Regions from separate parts of the Homo sapiens genome. Here region 1 is linked to region 2. Evidence: chromatin loops called from intact Hi-C (ENCODE). Cell type or tissue: PC-3. All regions are shown on one strand. Each heading gives the region's core, and the rest is flanking DNA. Links, peaks and the distances in the headings are about the cores only. Region 1 overlaps CCDC34 (coiled-coil domain containing 34). Region 2 holds the start of LOC124902651 (a long non-coding RNA gene).

What was found. Peaks named below come from ENCODE experiments on the same cell type or tissue, not always from the same donor. Only the 100,000 strongest peaks of a DNase experiment are listed, where the experiment ranks them.
Region 1: a loop joins it to region 2, with 9 times the contacts of the local background. A loop is called at or near these places in 9 of 110 quality-filtered maps.

The regions. Positions count from the first base shown.
Region 1 is chr11:27,349,258-27,352,176 of GRCh38, forward strand. CCDC34 (coiled-coil domain containing 34) reads right to left here. Exons shown (of 6, transcript NM_030771.2): 3 at 1,075-1,182. Among named protein-coding and RNA genes, the nearest start is that of CCDC34, 12 kb to the right of the region's middle. In PC-3, for the core only: no CTCF peak of the experiment used is centred there; no DNase peak of the experiment used is centred there.
Region 2 is chr11:27,200,745-27,203,663 of GRCh38, forward strand. The region is part of intron 2 of BBOX1-AS1 (BBOX1 antisense RNA 1); the gene reads right to left. LOC124902651 (a long non-coding RNA gene) reads left to right here and starts at 1,510. Exons shown (of 2, transcript XR_007062632.1): 1 at 1,510-1,598; 2 at 2,602-2,919. In PC-3, for the core only: no CTCF peak of the experiment used is centred there; a DNase peak (open chromatin) is centred at 1,407; H3K4me3 peaks cover 728 bases; H3K27ac peaks cover 1,680 bases.

The DNA of each region.
Region 1 (2,919 bases), core at 60-2,559, 150 kb after region 2:
AATTTATTCACAAAGATCTCTTTCATGTTATATCATGGGATGAAGTAAACTTTTTTAAAAAAACAAAGTAATTGACTTCTAAACAAATATGGTTATAACACACATACATCTAACCAATTTCCTTCTTATAATACTTGGATGAAGAAGGTTATATCATCTTCAATTTACTGAAATTATTTACTTAGTACTCTTATTAATACCATTAGGCATTAGATTCAACAATAAAGATAAAAAGTTAGAATTAAAATTTAAAATATTGTCCTACAATTTAAACATTTTTCCACATTTGTAAAACTGGATTATAATAATAAAAGCAGTACCACTCTAAATATGTAAAAATCACAACAGAAGACAAATTGACCACAGAATAAGTATTTTTAAAATTTCGAATGTGTGTGATCCATAGAAGAATATATTAAAATTAAAAGGAAAAAATGCAGCCATTCAATGAACATCTTCACTCAATTAAACTATTTTTGGACATATATCATGCGCAGGTATTCATCTAGCTCCTGGAAAACTGAACAAAAGAGGCAAAAATCCCTGCCCTTATGTAGCTTACAATCCAGTATAAGAAGTAAACAACAAGTTGAAAGATATAATGGAAAGAGATCACAAACAGGGGAGTAGTAATTGTAAAGAAAAGGAGGAGATGATTAGGAACAACAGAAGAATTCTAATTAAGCCTTGATGACCGAGAAGACAGCTGAATGAAACAGAGAAATGGGAGGATGGATTTACGAAGGAGAAATGGGCAAAATGGGTTGTTTTAGATTTGCAGACTTGGAGGCACTTGCCATAAGGATCCAAAAGGTCAGGCCTAGAAATACAGACTTGGTGACTGCCTGCAGGCAAATATTAGTGCAAGCCACAGGAGGGAAAAAGGAGAAAAGTAGAGGGCAAAGGGCAGAAGATAGAGACTTGATAAATGTCCACCAGGATAGAAAAACAAAACAAGCCAAAGAAGAAAGACTCTAAGAGAAGTATTTTTTAAAACCTAGGTAATGAAGTATAATAGGAAGAAATATTTTGCAAAAGAGATGTCAATGTGTGTATCCATTTTCCCCTCCTTACTTGCTCATTCTTTTTCTGAACCCATTCCTTGTGCTTTTCTTCAGCAATTATCTTTCTTTTTTCACGTTCTTCCATTTCTTTTCTTTTTTCTAGTTGTTGATTTAATTCCTGTGGATTTTATTTAGACAAAAGGCAACATTTAATAGAAGTACCCAAATAACATACATTTTAAAAGTCTGAGGTTATTAACCAAATTAAACAAGAATATAGTTTCCTTTATGGAGCATATGCCACTAGTGGCAATAACTTACTTAAGTAACCAGTCTATGATGAAAAAAAGCATTGGTAAAAGTATAAGTCATTTTTTAGAAATGTGCAAATAATTGCTTGGCAGCAAAACACTAGTTTCCTAGACTAAACTTCAGCTAAATTACCCTCATTGAAATCAACTTTCCCACACATAAATTTTGGCATCACTCTAAGCTACTGGCAGAAGCTCAAGAGAATTGCAACTTTTTTTTTTAAACAGTTATAAGAAGCTTCTGGATTCCTGATGAAGATAAAGCATAGAAATTAAATAATCCCTATATTAAAAATTTAATTCAGTTACACAAAAGAAATACAAAGAAACCATTCAATTTTCCTTAGGGAAAAAAGAACCCAGAGTTTTCTTCACTGGTTTTATAGCTGCTGAAGTGTAAAACAAAATCACATTCATATCCCAGATTATTTAACTGCCTTGCTGTCACTCGAATCTACACGTTTGGGCATTTCCTCAGGAAAAAGAATGTGAAAGGTATGGCCAAATAAAACTACAAGTTGAATGCCACCACTCTGTCACTCATCAGTTAAATTACTGCATTGGTTTAGAATGCTGTTCAAACTAGACTTCACTAGGACTCCACAACCATAATTACTGGTTATTTTTCTTCTCCGTCTTTAGATACTAATAGTCAGATACCTTACGTATCTTCTGTTGGTCTCCACACTCCTCCATAGCCCTTTCTTTCCCAAAGACCTACCTACTTGGGCATGGGTGGTAGTGGGAAAGACAATTTTCCAACCCTCAGACTAATTCCAGTGTCTTAAATGAAGATAAAACTTGACACCAAGAACATCTCTTTTGCATTTTAAACAACTGGTCACAGGAAATCTGTCTTCCATAATCACTCATCCTAAAATTCTGCTGCATAGAAGATAGCCGCCCTCACTCAGGAAGTCTTCCAACTTTTAAACACTATACCCCCAAAAGCAAATATCCATCTTTAAGGATTTTTCATCACTTCAGCAGCTATTGTTCTTTGATGACTTACTCAGTATACTTTTATGGTACACCTACTATGGACCTAGCAATAACTGATATAAATCTGATATAAAGATGAAATCCCAGAAGTCTCTGATCTGATTTTCTATACACTAAAGAAATAAGTGCTACATTGCGAGTTATTGCATATCATAAAAGTTCAGAGAAGGGAAGGGAAGATGAGGAGAAACATCTTTCCTTCCCCCTAGCCTAGTCTACCAGGCTAGTCAGAAATGAGCACCATACAAGGAACAGTGAAAAGATGGCTTCGAAAGGAGAGAGATTGGGAGGTGGGAGGGGGTAGAAAATTTGAGCGTGGTACTAGGTAGATGGAGAAGGTCTTTTGAGACAGGCAAAGTAAAGTGAACTATATGAAACAAGAATACCCGGCAAAAGGGAAAATTCAGAGCTCTTAATGACAAAGGCTGAAGACTGCATTTGAAGGGATGAGAACTATTCTGAGGAAGACTGACGAAGAGTGTGCCATAGTATATGAGTTATAAGAAAAAGAAGGCCTGGGCCTCTGGGCCAGGCGCAGTGGCTCATGCCTGTAATCCCAGCACTTTGGGAAGCTGAAGCGGATGGATCACTTGAGGTCAAGG
Region 2 (2,919 bases), core at 110-2,609:
ACCACTCCTTACTCCTACTCCTACTCCTTATACCTCTGTTTTTAATTTCCTGATCTTTGCCCACATTCTAAAGGAAAGATGAGCCCTCTCTTCAGCTGAAGTGTGTAAGCTATAGTTTCCTGTCTCTTGTAGCTTCAGCCTTCCTTACACCTTCTAGAAATGTGTTCTCTCTCTGCCAGGAACATGCATTCCCAGAGATCTCATGACTGGTGCCCTCTCATCATTCAAGTCTTAGCTCAAATATCACCTCCTCAGGAAAGTCTCCTATCTATAGTAGCTCTCCATCCCCAGCCCCCTCCACCTCCACCTCCACACCCTGACTCCTGTTTTTCATAGGGCATTTGTCAATTACATCTCGCTCATTCATTTGTTGATCCTCTTCACTCCCCAAACAATTCATTTTCCAGGAGAATACAAATCTTGTTTGTAAAGTTGTGCATTATCATCAGACTTTAGGCACCTGGCAAACAGTAGGTATTCAATAAATGCTGGTTAAATGAATAGAATCACTCATTTGTTCATTCAACAAACATTCATCAAAAGTGTATTTGGTACCAGGAATTGTGCCTATAAAGGAGAATTTCATTCATTTATGAAGTGTCTTCCTGCCTCTCTACCACTTCCTGCCTCCTCTGCCCATACTCCCCCTCAGTCCACACACACACACACACACACACACAGAGGCTGGCCTCTGTCTTTGCTGCCATGTGGCTGGCCCAAAATAAAGAAACCCAAAAATGGGTTGACCTTGTACCCATGGCCAACTGTAATGCAGAGCAGACGGTGGCAGCCAGCCAGACAATGGAAGCTGAATGTTTCCTGGGCTCAGCCTAGCAAATATTCAACTGTAATAAAAGCCACGGTCCAGTGAGCAATTAGAGAAAGATGCCCAGGTGTCACTGGAGAGGGTAGTTCTTATTTACAAGAACACATGGAGCCTGGTGAGCAGGCAGCCCTCCTCCTTGGCCTTGACTTTATCACAGCAAACAGGCCTGACCAAGAGCTTTCCTTCAGACACTTGCAGCTGGCTGGGAAATGAGTGTGATAGTAAACACATGTTGCTTCGCTTGTGACCTGACAAATCAGATTACCTGCCTCAGACACACACAGGGGCTTTATAGTGAGGCTATCTAAAAATCAAGCTCTCTGAATGTACAACTGGTTTGTTGTTGTTTGTTGGGGTCTGAAATTACTCAGAACACCTTGCAGTCACGTGGAACAGAATATATTTTATTTTATTGTCTCCCATTCCAACGGAGCTAACACTAGCCTTGTTTGTGTCAAGGAACCCAAACATTATCATTCAAAGGCCGTATTCACAAACGAAGTGGGATGGCCATAAAACTGATGACCTTGCTGCTTCTGGAATCTCATAAAAAGTTTCCAAGCTGCTCCTCCCCAGAGCAAATAAGGGCGTTGCAGTTGCTAGTCCCCTGGCAGGGTTCCAGCTGGGGCTATTACATTCCTCCCTCATAAATACAGACTTGTCGGCCTGACAGGGTGCTTAACTCTGGAGGTGCTGCTGTGTTTGGAGCATTTAAACCCAGAGGCAGGGGCGACGCAGAAAAAAAAAAGGCATCAGAGTTGTCGGGGAGCAGGTAGGGAATGGTGAAAAGAGGCAACACTGATTGAGAAGATGTCATGTGCCAGGCACTGTGCAAATGATTATGTATGCATTTTCTCATTCAAGCTTTGTAACTTATTCATAGGCCAGCCCTCAGTGGAAAGCGTTAACCCATGTGCCCATGTATTGAAGGTCAAAAGACACATGCCAACTACATTTGGCATTTTTGTTGGGGTCACAGTGGATATTGTTTATTAACTGTGTGTGTTTCCCAATGGTCTTTGTGGTGGAAATGGCCCACTGATACAAATGCAAGAGCCAATGGGCCATGTGTCTGGGTAGGGCTTCCAGGAATCTATTGTTTGAAGCTCTTTGAATGATGATGATGTGAAACTTAGAAGAACCATTTTATGATCAAAAGGGTGGGCCGGGCGTGGTGGCTTACGCCTGTAATCCCAGCACTTTGGGAGGCTGAGGCGGGCAGATTACCTGAGGTCAGGAGTTTGAGAGCAGCCTGGTCAACATGGTGAAACCCCGTCTTTACTAAAAATACAAAGATTAGCCAGGCATGGTGGTGTGTGCTTGTAATTCCAGCTATTTGGGAAGCTGAGACAGGAGAATCGCTTGAACCCAGGAGGTAGAGGTTGCAGTGAGCCGAGACCACGCCACTGCACTCCAACCTCGGCAACAAGAGTGAAACTCTGTCTCAAAAAACAAACAAAAAAAAAAAAGTGGGGTGAAAAATGGCAAAACACACAGAAGAGGCTGAAATATGGATAGCACCATGGATACGTTCCCTCACCCCAATCTGCCTGTGCTGGGCTCCTTGTCACCATGAAAAAATAAACCCTTCCTTGTTATGCTGGACACTCTAAGGTGGCCCCCATGATCCCCACCTGCTGGTGGTCATGTCTGTATGTGCTCCACTCCCCTTGAATATGGGTAGGGCCTGTGACTTGCTTCTAACCAGTGTGGCAAAGGGGACGGAATGTGACTCTGCTGCTTATGTCATGTTATGCAAAGCTTCTTCTTAGCAGGCTTACTCTCGAGATTCTCCCTGCTGACCTGATGAAGTAAGCAGCCTTGTCGGGAAAGCCTACATGGCAAGGAACTGCAAATGGCCTCTAGGAACTGTGAGTGGCCTTTAGGAGCTGAAGTTGGCCTCCAATCAGCAAGAAGCCAGGGCACTTAGTCCTACTGCAGCAAGGAAATACATTCTGCCAACCATCTGAATGAGCTTGGAAGTGGATTCTTCCCAAGCCAAGCCTCCATATAAGAATGCAGCCCACCTGACACATTCATAACAGCTGAGCAGAGGACCCAATTAAACCGTGCCTGGACTCTTCATCCACAGA